2 separate regions of the Homo sapiens genome follow, and region 1 is linked to region 2. Evidence: chromatin loops called from intact Hi-C (ENCODE). Cell type or tissue: endothelial cell of umbilical vein. All regions are shown on one strand. Links, peaks and the distances in the headings refer to the core of each region. The heading gives the core; the rest is flanking DNA.

What was found. Hi-C counts contacts between places; a loop is a spot of excess contacts. Peaks named below come from ENCODE experiments on the same cell type or tissue, not always from the same donor. Only the 100,000 strongest peaks of a DNase experiment are listed, where the experiment ranks them.
Region 1: a loop joins it to region 2, with 2.5 times the contacts of the local background. A loop is called at or near these places in 1 of 110 quality-filtered maps.

What each region holds. Positions count from the first base shown.
Region 1 is chr4:101,255,051-101,261,586 of GRCh38, forward strand. The region is part of intron 1 of PPP3CA (protein phosphatase 3 catalytic subunit alpha); the gene reads right to left. Among named protein-coding and RNA genes, the nearest start is that of MIR8066, 17 kb to the left of the region's middle. In endothelial cell of umbilical vein, for the core only: no CTCF peak of the experiment used is centred there; DNase peaks (open chromatin) are centred at 4,081 and 4,981; H3K27ac peaks cover 476 bases.
Region 2 is chr4:101,415,607-101,424,387 of GRCh38, forward strand. No RefSeq gene overlaps it. Among named protein-coding and RNA genes, the nearest start is that of PPP3CA-DT, 72 kb to the left of the region's middle. In endothelial cell of umbilical vein, for the core only: no CTCF peak of the experiment used is centred there; a DNase peak (open chromatin) is centred at 3,935.

The sequences.
Region 1 (6,536 bases), core at 1,537-6,536, 160 kb before region 2:
AAAAAGAAGCATGAGTCCCAGGACAAGATGTAAAGTTATACAGGACAAAGTTCCTCTTATTTTTTTCTTTGAGGAAACAGAAAACTTCAAATGTTACAGATTTAAAAATCACTGAAATGAGAAAGCCTATCCCTTGTGACTTCCAATTTTGTTTCTCCTCTCTGGGAATTACTCTGCCCTAATTCACTGCAAATCCATATTCAGAAGCCTATCCACTAAAACATCTCTTACAAAATCTTCCTAATTTCTTATTTCACCAGTAAGAAAGAGATACGCTACTGTTGTCGTTAGCTTTTTAAAAAGGAAACAACGTAATGTCTCCATGTTATTTACATGCGCTACTTGCAAGTGAAAATTACAGTTTCCCGTTTTCAGTTTTTACATTTTTCAGTTTAACATAAATTGTTCACTAGCACTTATGATATACAAAGATGTGCACTAGAAGGGCAACAACAGAGATAGAAATCAAACTAAGATACAGACCCTCCTCTCTAATATTTTATTATATTTATCACATTCTTAAAAATTTTATTTTAAAATTAATAAAAACAATTCTAACATCTTATTGTCAACCAAAAGTAAGTAAATTCTGCAACTATAAAAGTAGTCTATTATTTTAATGTTAATCCTCTAAAAGTGAAATTTTAAAAAATTAAGTAATTGAAGATGTATTTATTGCCTCTTATTTTTATATCTTACACTTCTCTGTAGTGCCACATTTAAATACTTTGTTCAAAAGTGTACTAAAATATAAGCATGTTTAGCTTGTTACTTTGTTTTGTTACCATAATCACTGTTGGTTCTGTGTTAATGTTATTTTTTCACAAGGGAGGCATTAAATAAGCATCAAATCTACTTTACTGTTCTCACCTTTCTCTTCCTCCTCCATTTTTTAAATACGATAATGAATAATTTTAAATCATTTTCCTCTCTCTTTTGCCTAAACTATGGTCATTAGATAGTTAAAGTAATTGGTGGATTACCAGTATCCCTAACAATTTATATTCTTTTCTGCCCCTGAACAGGGGTGCTGATGTTCTATTCACCACTCTTCTTACATCAAGATTTTTATTGAAAACATATTACAAAACGTAACAAAGGTACATATATGAATTCTTAATAGAGATTTGCTATTAGCACAATAAAAATGCTATATTAGTTTGCTCTCTGAATAGAGTCAGAGTCTATAGAGTTAACTTTTTAAAAATCATCTAATGTCTGAAGAGACTCCTACCAACCAGGAAAAAGGATGTTGTCTTTTGGGTTACAATAGCAAAGTCAGCAATGCATAATCTCAGCTATTGTTCATTCTGGCAAATCATCACTGGCTGGATGATTTACAACAGGTTGCTAATTACATGATGGTACATAAACATTGCTAGAAATGGTAAATACCCACCTGCCAGAAATGTAACTACATGTACTTTAAAGCAATCAAAATCACTGGCCAACTCCAAAGGCAAATATTTGGCTAGCAAGGCTGCCTGCTCACTACTGTTAGTACTCACTGATACCAAATAAACCATATCTACAATAGAAATTTCCATTTAAATGACTATTAAGAAGTCTGATGAAGTTAAACTGAGATATGATGATTGCAGAGTTTTAATGATGGAAGGAGTCAATAGACCTAATATGAAACAGCTTTATGTTTTGGGAATGTTTACAAGTAGGATTTTCTGGTTCCCTGAGAAGCACTGTAATGTTAGGGTTGTATTCCTAGGTAGCAGATTCAGTCACCAATAGACTAATAGAGATGGTGAGGACAAAAGAAAATAAGCATTTAACGTTTCCCATCTATGAAGTAAAGCACTGAACTAGATAGTTTCAAGTATATTATTTTGTTTAACACTCTCATTAATGCTGTAAAGTAAGTTTTATCATTGCTATGTGTTTTACGCTTGAAGAAACTGAGGCTGTGAAAGATTAACTTCGCCAGGGTTGCCCAAGTAGGGAAGGGGTGGGATTAGAATCTTAGTATTTCTTATTATGGAACTCATTCTAGTTCTGCTATGTGACCTTGGATGGGTCACTTAACGTTTCTGAGACTGAGTTTCCAAATCATACACTAAGCTCCAAGTTAATTTTCCATGTTAAATACTTCCATGTTATTGTTTACTCCTGATTCTTTTAGTTTTGATGTCTTCTTCTAGTGAAGGGGTGTTTAATAAGGATAAGATATATTAAAGTTCCAAAAGGAAAAATATTAAAGAAATGGGTTGGTTAGTTACCTCCACCCTGGATTAGGGAGATAGAGGTCTCCATCTACATGTATGAGACTTTTTTTTTTTTTTTCAGAATTCCACATTCAGTGACAGATCCAATGGACATATTATAAGCCATTTTATTTGACATTTAGAACCTGCTTTCAGTTTGTTCTGAAGTCCACAAATATTTGTTTATAGGCTGTGTTAACCTCACCTATAAGTATTTAAATCAGAGACTAATGGTTTAATATATTAATATATTTAAAGTATTTATCATATAGTGTTGTTCTGATTATTAAAATAATCAATGTGTAAAATATTTAGAATAATGCCTGGCATGTAGCATGCTCTATAAAGTGCTACTTAATTTTATTATGTTGGATGAGGTACCTCTTCATTCATGAAACATACAGAACATTACACAGAGATGAGAGAAAATGTTAACAGCTGTGTGAAAGGTGTCAAGCTTACCATAAATGTACTATTTGTTTATTTTTAGCCCAACAACATTAGTTACTGAATACGCATTATTTGTATTTAGGATATACTCAGGAACATTTTACATTTGTCTCTCTATCATCAATGTGGACAATTCTAAAGGTATTATCTTTGTTTCCAAAACGTGACCAAAAATAATTTCTCTTAAAACCATGTTAGCAAATGAAACTGTGTTCAAAACAAATTTATTAACATTATGTCCTACTTGTCCAGAGGCAGGGAAACGTAAAAAAATTCCCTGAAATAAGTAGGTGTCCAAAAACTATCTGCTGCAAAAACAAATATATACATAAATGATTCTCAAAATAAAGCACAATTCCAGTAGTAGTAAAGCATCCAAAACAATACACAACCAGTTATCAAAAAAGTCTTGACTTTAATCAAGAACACTAAATCTGAAGTATAAATACAAAATTATCATAAACTTATTGATGGTCAAAACTATAGAATACAGAAGTTAAGGAAAACATCACGAAGAAAGTGGACATTGTAGAGGATTCTTAAGGAACTATCCAAATGGATTACCACTGAGGTAAGAAACTATGGTCTAGATCCCTCAAGGTCAACTTGCCCAAATTTTCTGATGAGCCAATGAACCACTAGCAAGCAAAAGGAAAGAGAAGGGCTGGACAAGAGGCAGCTGCACTGTCCACACCTGAGTCTTCTTCTTGGACAAGAAGATAACCTATATGTTCCCTCAAATCTCTCAATGTTTTAGACACTAACTTTCCAACTGGAAACAGTAAATACTATCTAAATTAGAGTTAGCTAATCAATGATCTCTGCTTTGATAAGAAATGTGTGACTTTAACACAAAACCATAATCCTCCTGAGGAATTTTTCATTCCTTTGAATTTTTTTCTCTTTCTTGTTTACCTACTACTGAGCTAAACTACTCCTTTACCACCACCCATTTCCTGGTCCTCATCTCTTTACCTGAAGAGCTTGAGACTTCCTTTGCTAAAACTCAGAAAGAAAGGAGAAATGGTAAGCCTGGCTCTTCTCTCAAGCTTGACAATGAAGTCCAGTTTCCTTTCCCAAAAGAAATTAAACATCTGTGAAATCAAATGTCTTTTAGGAGAAACCAGACAAGTGAACTGTTGAAGCCCAACAAACCACACTCCAAATCAGGATTTCCACCCAGGTCTTCCTGCTACTAAAGGGAGCATCTAACATTTGCCCAGAGTCAGAAGACCTGGTTTCTGCTTCTGAGTTGTCAGCTGACTCCATCTGGAGAGCAGATGACACCTCTTCAGCTCTGCTCTGGGTTTCTCCATCTACCAAAAACAAGAACCAGAGGTGTTCTTCAGTTTATATTTAAATACTTTTATTGCTGCAAGCACTTCCTTCTCTTGACTCTGAGGAAAGTCACACTACAAGTACTTTCCTCCTCTATCATCATTCCTCTCCAGCCACCCCCCACATACCAACGGTTTCCTCTCATGTGTCCTTGAGATAAATTCAATTGTGATAACTAGTCAGAACATGGGTCATGAACCCAGCGGATAGGAATCTTACTGCTAAACACGTTTGTTTTCAATTTCATGGTTTTCTTCCTCCTTTCCCAGTTGACAGGAAGGCAATCATTCATTCATTCAGCAAGCAAGCAAGCATCCACAATGAGCCTGGATGCCACATGGACCACGATCACCAAGGAGATCGATAAATCCCAGTAAGTTCAGTTGCCCTCCACTCCACAGACCAGTCCCCACAGTGGGCACCATTTCCTTACAGGTCAAAACTTTGTTCTTTTTTGTACCAGATAATTTATTTTCTGGAGCTAAAAGTAATATTTCTAAGTGCTAGCTTAAAAAATGTGTTTCTGGCATGACGTAAAAGTAACCTGGTCAGGATTATAAAGTACATCATTATAAGCCAGATTTATTTATAGTGTCACATTGAAATCATTATGTTCAGGAAAATTTACAAATTCTGAAAGTTGTTTTAGATTCCTTGGACTAAAATACACACACACACCATCCTAAAGGATGTTGACTTTCCATCAGAACAGAAGATCTGGACTGGCAAATTAAAATAAGTTGTCAATCTTCTGCCACACGCTCTCTTCTCTTACACTGGTATATTGTGAATATGCTCCCACTTTATCAGCTTCATGCCCCTAAAATCTGTGCAAGCCACACAACCTGTTTCCAAAGTATATGTTTAAATAAAGTGCTAAGAGCTGTCAAGGCACGAACATAAGAAAGTTCCTGACCAATGTTAATAGTAATTACTCCTTCCTTTCAAGGCAGAAACTGCTGTCTTCAGCCTCATCCAATTTTAGCAAGGTGACCAGTTTAGAAAGCATTATTGTAAAATGCAGTTTTACTGATTCCAGTTTCTCTTAATGACTCATCTTCAGCTGCACAGGCTTCTGAATACGGGGCAAATCGTATCAACGACAAAGGTGCAAACTGCTATTCTAATAAAGATCTTGGCATCACAGGATTTCATACTGTCTGTAATTTAAATCTTACCTTAGATTTTCAGAGATGGAAAAGAAATGGTGTGTTTGTATGTGTGTGTCTGTATACGTGCAGTATCAGAAATATAATAACTTTAAAACTTTCTTAACATGCTGGCTTCCTTTCTGGTCTTACAGAACACTTCGTAATCAAAACAAAACAAAAATATTGGAAGTCTAGCACAAAATTTAAATGACCTGATAAAATCATTCCTTAAAATAGCACATCTGATTTCCCAGAAAATCTTTTACTTCCTAGCACCATTCTAGTCCATATGGAAATACCCAAGATCTCTATGGAATGACAATAGGTCATCTAAATAAGCCTTTATATTAAATGATCCTTCATCAAAAAATGCAAACTCTGTTTCAGCCCTGATGAGCCAAATTATTAACTAAACGATGAATGCCAGCAGCATATTGTAACTTTCCCTCTCTCTCTAAAATGTAAGTCCAAACTATCTTCTGCCCCTGAAAAAGCAACCTTCGTTCATCAAAAGTAATTCATTCTATAAACTGCCCTCTGACAATCTCACAATGATTTCTCAGTCATTATCATCAGGTAAATTATCCACATAAAAGGTATTAATTTATCTTTCTAATTAACATTGTCACCTACTTTCTGGTTACTTCTATCTGGAGTAAGCTAGAAGGAAGTTCCACTAAAGTAAATCACTTAATTACTTCCACTGTCCCAGGGAATAAATGAGTTCTTAAAAGAAAGGATACAAAAGAAAAGGGGTTAGAGGTATCATTTTCACAGAGAAAGCACAAGCCAATGGCAAAAGAACAAATGATTTTTTGACAAGATCTTCCACAAGCAAGGTAACATCATCACTAACTTCTGTTGAGCATTTACTATATAGCAGTCTCTAGCTAAACACTTTATGTGTATTGCTTTACTTAATTTCCATAAAACTGCATCAGGTAGGTACCATTCATATCTCCTAGAAATAAGGAGCTGAGGTCTGGCTAACTAAATCATTTGACCAAGATTAAAACAAATGGTGGAGATGAGACTCTTACAGCATATCAGAGGTAAACTCCTTCAAGAATTGTAATAGAAGTATAGTCAGTTTTCAATCACAGTATTGAAAGTATGGTATTGTAGAAAATACCATAAAAGAAGGCAACATATCTAGCACTGAGCACTCCAGACTCAAATCCTTAAATCTGGAGCAAAAATATAAATTTCTTTACTCTTTAGTATTTGTAACAAGATATTCTGTCTACCATAATGTAACATTATTGCTGCATAATATTTACAACTTCCAGATTTTTAAAAGACATTTTCCAAACATCTGCATTTCTTCCAAAGCATTTGCAAACACCACAGTTAACTCTTTTCAGCAAATCAGTCTGAAAAA
Region 2 (8,781 bases), core at 1,997-6,996:
TCTTGGAGAGTTCTTTATAGCAGTGTGAAAATGGACTAAAACACCTATTTTCCAAGAAACAAAATAAATCACAAAGAAAAAAGTGACTTAGCTACATAAAAATTGAAAAGAACAAAACTATTACTATTAAAAACAGCAAATGAGTAAAGAGCAATCAAGTAAGAAAAATTTTATAGCAAATATGACCAAAAAAAAGGCTCATCTCCTGAAAATATAAAGGCTTCCTAGACACAGGTAAGAAAAATCTTAAGCCCCCTACAGCTTGAAGAAAATAGCCATAGAATTTTGCTCATCATTCTTTCAAACAGATATTTAAAATGTGATAAACTATTTCACTTCACTGGTAATGTCACAGGATTCTTGCGGTGTCATTTTTCTGGCCAGAAACCTCTGTGGCTGGTGGAGCCTTTGCTCGAGTTTTGCTCTGGCCTGCTGGGCTCATTCTGCCCACCAAGCTTGGCAGGCTGCATTTGGCTTGTGCCACTGGCCTGGATCCCACACCTGCCAAGGGCAAGCCAAGCAAGGGGTGTATGAGTGAGCGAGGGTGGGGTCTGGCCACTGCACACAACCAGGCATGCCGGCTGTGGTGGGGCAGGCAGCTCCAGGCACTGGCACGGGTGCTTGTTCCCTGCAAGGCTGTGGCTGGACCAGATATATGGCAAGTAGCTTCCACGGCTGGCACCAGGAAATGCAGTGGCACCTGGAAGCTTGGAGACACCAGGAACTGCAGAGCCCCAAAGAAGGTCACAGCCCTGGCTTGGGGAGCTCCTAGGTCTGGGCTCCCTGAAGGGCTGCAGCTCTTCTCTCCTTCTGTCTTCCTCCTTGTTACCCGCAACTTGGTGAGCAAGGAGTGTGTTTCAGCCCTGTTTGTGTTATGGCTCTTTCATCCCCACCATTCAGCGAGTCCTGAGTTCTTGTCCTGCGTCCAGGAATAATGAGGTATGTGAATAAGTGGTGGGAGAGCAAAGCCAAGAGGTGCTTTATTGAGTGATAGAATAGCTCAGAGGAGACCCATGGTAGGCACACCCTCTCTGCAGGCAAGTCATCCCAATGAGTATTCAGCTCTCATTAGAGAGGAGACCCACAGTGCATAGCTTCTCTCCACAGGCAGGTAGCCTCTCATCTGCCTGAATCTGGCTGAGTCCAGGACTTTTATGGGCTTCAGAGGGAAGGAAGTGCATGCTGATTGGTCCATGGGCAGCTATGGGTGGGCCCAGAAAAAGCACCATAATTTCTGGCTCTGGTCTGCTGAACTGGCAGCCTGGACCCCAGGCCTCAGGCCATCCCTGTCCTGAAGGTGGGGTTTCACCAGGGACCCACTTGTATCTGCCCAGAAGCCTATCTGCCTCCTGCCACCATTAACATGCCCTCTACCATGTCCAGGCTGTTTGTGCTAAGGGGTGCCTGCAGGGCCCATGCTGAGCTGCCCTTAGCCCCACCCTGGCCTCCCTCCTGTGCTCCTTGGCACCCTAAGTCCAGAGGGAGGTGAGGCAGCAGGGAGCTGGTGTATCAGCACTCACATACCTGGCTGGCTCATGACAGCATCTGGGCTGGGCCACAACTTTTCTCTGAAATTGGAGTGGGCACATGACAGCGCCTGGGTCTGGCCACAACTTTGCTGTGAAACTAGAGCAGGCACCAGGAGAGGGGAGACGCCAGTCAGCAGGAGCAGGCACATCCGATCCTGTGGGAGCAGGGGGGGCTTCCTGGCCCACGAGAATGCCGAGATGCCCAGGTCTGTAGCCACCTGCAGGTGCAGGTGTGCCTGGGAGGGCAGGGATCCCATCCCTCCAACTTGGAACGGGGAGGGGTTTCTTCCTATTCCTGACTCCTGCAGGATCCCTGGAGTGCCTCAGCAGCCAGTGTCATAGCGGGAGCCACTCTAGATGGGTGGCTGCTGCCATCAGTAATGAAAGAAATGTAAACTGAAATAAGACTTTAGTTTGACTAACAACTTATAACATAGAAATATACTGAGGAGCAAAGACGATTTGGTAGAATAAGAGTATTCACTTAATTTTGATACATGCTAATGTTTGAGAATCATTGATGTAATAAAATATTACACAGGCAGTCAGTGTTTCAAGGAACACTTAACATGGAAAAATGCTTATAATATTAAGCAAATAAAAAGAAAAACAATTATGTATATTTAGTATGATCATATGTGAATTACAGATAATATTTTTCCATTTGTAAATACATGAGTACATACATATTTGTAAAATCAAAACCATTCCTATATGTGCATATATATACATTCGCACATACATATGTACTAGCAGAAATAAATGCTATTCTCAATACATCAGAGGAGGTAGCTTTAAATTTCTTCTTTCCACATTTATGTATTTTTCCAAGTTGTCTTCTATAATGACATATTTTTAAATTATCAATAAATATCTTGGCTACATACATTTTCACATATATATGATGTTTGCAAAGCTCAAAGCCCCAAGTTTCCTATAGCCCTAAATGTTTATTAACCTTTCGTAATCAGATTGATTTATTGCAAAGAGAGGCCCCTTCAATTGTAGACAATGTTTTATCATTCAAGAAAACAGTAAGATGTGGTACTTGGGTTGACCTAGCCACAGGCAGGATGTGGCTGCCAGAAAAGCGCTATAAGTCTTTGAGCAAAGAGCCACATCCTCCTCCCACTATTTCTTTTTTTAGCTAATGGCAACTCCTAAGATTCTGACTTTAACCAAAGTTCACATCTTTGTATTGCTCTCCTACTCCCTTTTTAAGTCAGCAACTCATAATAAGCTTAGTATATAACACAGGTTATACAATTTAAGAAAATACTAGGCATTAGGGATTTCAAATAACTGAGCTCATTTAGCCAAAATGGTAAAACAGGGGGACTCGTGAAAAAGATCATAATCAAATAACGGGTATTAATGCTATATTAAAAATTGTCTGTCTTTGTTATCTCAAAAAGCCACCAGAATTCCTTCTCTGGTCTAACTTGCAACTATCCAGACACACAGAAAGTTCAATCTATTCTACTAGTACTTGGACAATGCAGTGAATCTGACATTGTTTACAATGGTCTTAAAAGCCCTTAGGTGTTGGTAACATTTTATGTCATAGAAAATATTGTAGCATGTACCTCTTTACTTGTGTACATCACTGAAACAACTTCCCTTTGCTTCCTGCTCATGGTTATATAGATTGTATGAAGATTAGAGGGCATCCCCAACTGCTGGAAACTGACAGCTGCCCTCCATTAGGGTATTTAGTGCCTAAAAGTGACATCATTCAGCTTCTATGCTATGATAGCTATGATATACTTCACCTTCTGGAGATCATATTGGAGAAATTCTGTTGGCGGAAATATAATTCCACACCCTAAGTAAGGGCAGAATTTGCTGTGATTTGGAATAATAGTGATATATTAAAGAACAGTGATATGTTAAAAGAAGTATCCAAAAATCACATATTAAAGAAAATTAAAGAGCATAATTTTATGTAGTGATCTTGAAAATTAAATTCACTTATTCAACCTACTCAACAGCAACAAAATCTTAGATTTCCTGGTAACTGTTATTCAAAATGTATGGATGTATAAGTAGGAGCATGAGCTGATTTTGGAAACCTAGATGCTGCCATCTGAATGTTATGGCCATGTCCCCTGGTTATATTACCCAGGTCATTTTTATGGCTTCCTACAAACGCGCTTTGTATTTGACTACATTTGGAAATACTCAGAAGGTTTTCAAATGAAGCCTATATGAAAGTATAGAAACTGACTGAGTCATGGAAATCCTGAAGATAAAGTGATCTTACAGAAACTAGAACAAAGTTAAGTAAAACAAGGGTCTCGATAAAAAGCCCAGTCAAAAATGAGTAACTTAAAACACCTGTGTTTTGTCAACAGTGGCTTGGCAGCTAGAATAGGAAGGACAGAGGAAGTTAAACCCACGCTGGTTTCCAGAAGTCAGCTACAAAAAATGAACCTCTAGGACCAGATGGTTTTATGGCTTTGGTAAACAATAGATTTGCATAATGCTTCCTCAATAATTCTGTCAGGAAGAGTGCTGAGCTAAAAAACAACGTGCAATTGTGCCTTTTTTGAAAGACCAGCTCTCTAAATGGCCAACTGGTAATTAGGAGAATCTAATGCTGAGAAGGACAGAGTATATAAAGGACTATTATCTTGAATAAGTAATTGTAAATGCCAGTATATTTGGTAGTATTAGGTCTCCACTGGTGGCCACATTATACACTGATTATCAAAGGGGAATGAAGGCGTCTCTGATTTTGGGCACCACCTCCCTAAAGTTTCTTTGTTTGTTCTGCTTTGTAGCTTCCTTTGACTTTTGTTTCTAAGGCTTGCGGGGGGCTGCCATTTGGTTTCTCTTCAAGAATTAACAAACCACTTACTCTTGAATTCTCTTCTAGTTAACACAGGCATCACTACTTCCAATTGATCTCAGGATGTGGGATCCTCATACACATTTTGAACAAAATCCTCTGTTTCAGCAAGTGAGTGAGAAACCTCTTCTAATTCATTTAACCAACTAATTTAATTGGCAACAATTATTTGTACATGTGTTTTCTCCACATGCCAATTTAGATTTCTACTTTTTAACACCTGAGTCAGAAATGGGCCAGTGGAATAATATACAGATGCTCCTTGACTTACAATGGAATTAACCTCCCAATAAACCCATTGTATGTTGAAAATATCTTTAAGTTGAAGGTGCATTTAATACATCTAACCGAAAAATATCACAGCTCGCCTACCTCATAGCTCAGCCTACCTTAAACATGCTCTAAACACTTATATTAGCCTGCAGTTGGGCAAAATCATCTGGCAACACAGTACGCTGAAGAGTATCAGTTGTTTACCCTCCTAATCCTGTGACTGACAGGGAACTGTGGCTCTCTATTGCTGTCCAGTATTGTGAGAGTATCTTAGGATATATTGCTAGTCCAGGAAAAGATCAAAATTCAAAATTTGAAGTAAGGTTTCTAGTGAATGCATATAGCTTTTTCACCATCCTAAAGTTGAAAAGCTGTTAATTTGAACTATTGTTAAGTCAGGGACTGTCTGTATCACTAAAATCTACTTTTTCTATCCCCAAAACAAAGCAACAATCTTCTATTCATTTTTAAGTTGAATGCTAAAATATTAAAGGGAAGGGCTTACAAATTCAAAAGTCTGTAGTACTTAAGTAGGTAACAGCTAAATGCAGATGTTGAAGTGAGTAAAAACTAGCATTAGGAAATGCTGGGGACCATGGTAAAGTGGAAAATCTGGTCTAAAAATGAGTCAGCAGCTCTTCCACTCCAAACAATTGGTGCCATGTATTAAAACAGCCCAAGAAATGCCTGATCTCTTGGATTTCCAAGAAAAGTAAAATTAAATAATTCTATAAAATCTAAGTTTAATTAAAATATTGATGATTTTTTCAAAATTGGCAATTAAGTTTAAATTTAAAAAATATTGCAAAAGATAAACAAAATACTTCCATGAGCAGTATTCATCTTACAGAGTACCAGATTGTGAACTCTACTATGGTTTTATGGCAGTGCTGCCCTACAGAAATACAACGTGAGACATATAGAATTTAAAATTTTTCAGTATTTACATTAAAACGTGAAAAGAGACAGATGAAATTGATTTTATAATACTGTAAATATTAAATATTTGATCGAATGCAGCTATCCAAAATATTATTTCAACTTATGATCAATCGTTATAAAAATTATTAATGAGATTTTAGATTCTTTGTATTGTTTTGAAATTCAGTATGTATTTTATACATATAGCACATTTCAATTTTTACTACCACGTTTCAAATATTTAATAGCCATATATGACTAGTGGTTCTCTGTTGTACAGCACAGCTCTAAGTCTTAGAGTGCCAATTCTCATACATACATAAGCAGTGAGCAAGTCCTAGGCTGGGTAGAGTTTCTTGGTCATTAGGCACCAGGGCTGTCCCCTGTTTCTTCCCTTCAAGCTATTGCCATTGCTGCAACATCCAGCTGCGGCTGCTTTCCCCAGGAAATAATGTAAGGAATTTTAGTTATTGCCTGGATGAAACCCAATCTTAAATGTCTCTCAGGAAGTCATTTAATGCATATGACCTTTCATAATATGGTGAAAAATGATAATTCATCATGTGCTAGTATACTTCTAGTACTAGAAGGCTACCATGTCTTGAATTAAATTTTGCTATTACTGGATGGTTCTAATTTATAAAGTATTTTGTTCAGAAAAAAGAATTTGCCTGGTTATAGGGATAAGATAAAATTCAAGTGGAGAAAAGAATGAGAAGACAAATGTTCATTCAAAACTGAAGGTAATCAATCACAGCAAAATAAGAAAAGCAATAACTTTCCAATCCTGAGCTGTTCAAAGATTAGATGAATTTTTTTGAGTTCCTTATATCTGGAGGTATCTAAGCAGTGATTAATTGGTGAGATTATTGTAGCATGTTAAATGTGTAACTGGATGAGTTTTTCTGCTCTGAGCTTTGTAATAGGTATAATAATAACAGCTATGTGATACACATATATGTGCATATATATTTTCAAAGTGTAGGTAAATATTATGATAATTTATGTTTTATTTTGAAATTTAAAATGCCATCATGTTATGTTAATCTGCATTTTTATTTTACCAGTGAAATTGAACATATTTGTATATTTTTAGCAATTTAGATTTTCCCTCTTGTAAATTGCTGGTTCATATTCTTTTCCCATTTTCTTATCATGTATTTTTCCTTTTATTATTAACTTGTATGTAATTCAGATACAAGTAACTATGGGTTAAATGTGTTGTACATATGTCCTCCACTTTTTGTCTTGTGTTTTTACTCATTTTAGGTGTCATTTGAAAAACAAAGTTCTTAATTTTAATTTAGTCCAGATTATCAACCTTTGTCTTTTATGAATATTGCTTTTTGTACTTGTTTAAGAAATGTTTCCCTACCTCGAAGTTATGAAGATATAGCCTATATTAATATTTTATTTGTTAATTATGTGTTTTTATTTGCTTTTTACCCCTAGGGAATTCATATTTGCATATGGTGAAGGTAAGAATCCATTAAATAAAATAATGAGAGGACATTATTTTGGAGTGAGCTCATACACTAGGCCCGAACAGACCAAACCAAAATGGAGTCACATGTGCAAAGTGCCACATAATGAAACTGGCACTTTAAGGAAGCAGAAAAATTTGCAAACAGACCATTTTTTCTTAAAAGTAAGAGATTTACAATAACCACTTGGAAAGGGATTGTCAACCTGAGCTGGAATTAAAGAAAGTCTCTCCATGTTCTTAGTTTGTTGAGAATTTATATCATGGAACAAAGTTAAATTTTATCTTTTCTGTCATGTAATGATAAGACTTTGATTTTCCTCTGCTTCCCTGTGGATATGGTAAATTGCATTAATTGATTAGTCACAATATATTTAATAGTATCCTTTTCTATATTTTCTATATTTCTGGATTTCTTGTTTAGAAAATTTTTAATCCACTTTCATTAATTGGTTTGTAATTTCCCTTTTTCTTCCTGCCATTTCTGAAATTTGAGTTTGAAATTACGCTAACACTAAAATATGAAGTTATGCTAATACTGAGAGATTGTTAACTCATTTTCTGCTTTTCAGATAAATTTATGTAGAATTGGAATTCTTTTTAAAAAACATTTTATTTTGAAATAATTTCAAGCTTACAGAGAAATTGTCAGAGTAGAACAGAGAAATTCTCTATATGCTTCACTCAATTTCGGTTCCACTTATTGTGAATATGTTGTCACAGTAGCTTTATCTACTTTTTCTTGAATTATTTAACAATAAGTTATAGATACTGTGTCCCACTACTCCTAAAAATTTTATTACATATTTTACAAGAGGAGCATTTTGTTACATCACTATAGTACAGTTAGCAAAATTAGACAAATCAATATTGATAAAACGCTTTTGTCTAATATATAGTCGATTATCAAATTTAGTCAATTATCCCAATAATGTCCTGCATAATATTTTTTCCCTGATTCAGTATCCAAACCAGTATCATGAACTGCATTTAGTGATTACATCCCTTTAGTCTCCGTAATCAAGAACAGTTTTTTAGATTTTCTTGGCATTTTTTAACATTGACATTGTAAATGGGATAGTTTTCTTGATTTCTTTTTCAGATAAATTGTTGTAAGTGTAAAGAAATGCTACACATTTTCCACGTTGATTTTGTATTTTGCTACTTTACTGAACTAATTTATTAGTTCTGACAGTCTGTGTGTGGACGTAGGTGGAGACTTATAGAGTTTTCTACATACAGGATTATGTCATCTGCAAATGGATAATTTTACTTCTTCCTTTCTGATTTGGATGTCTTTTATTTCTATTTCTTGTCTGATTGCTCTTGCTAGTGCTTCCAGTACTGTGCTGATTAGAAATTGTGAGAGTGGGCATCCTTGCCTTGTACCAGATCTTAGATGAAAAGCTTTCAGTTTTCTGTAATTTATTATGATGTAAACTGTGAAATTGTTCATAAATGGACTTCATTATGTTGTGAAAAATTTCTTCTATACATATTTCATTGAGAATATTTTTTAATCATAAAAGGATATTGAACTTTAGCAAATGATTTTTCTGAGTCTATTGAGATAATCATATTATTTTTATCTTTCATTTTGTTAATGTGGTGTAGCATATCAGTTAGTTTGCATACATTAAACCAACCCTGCATCCCAAGGATAAATCCCATTTGTTCATGATATATAATCTTTTTGCTGTGTTGTTCATTTTGGTTTGCTAGCA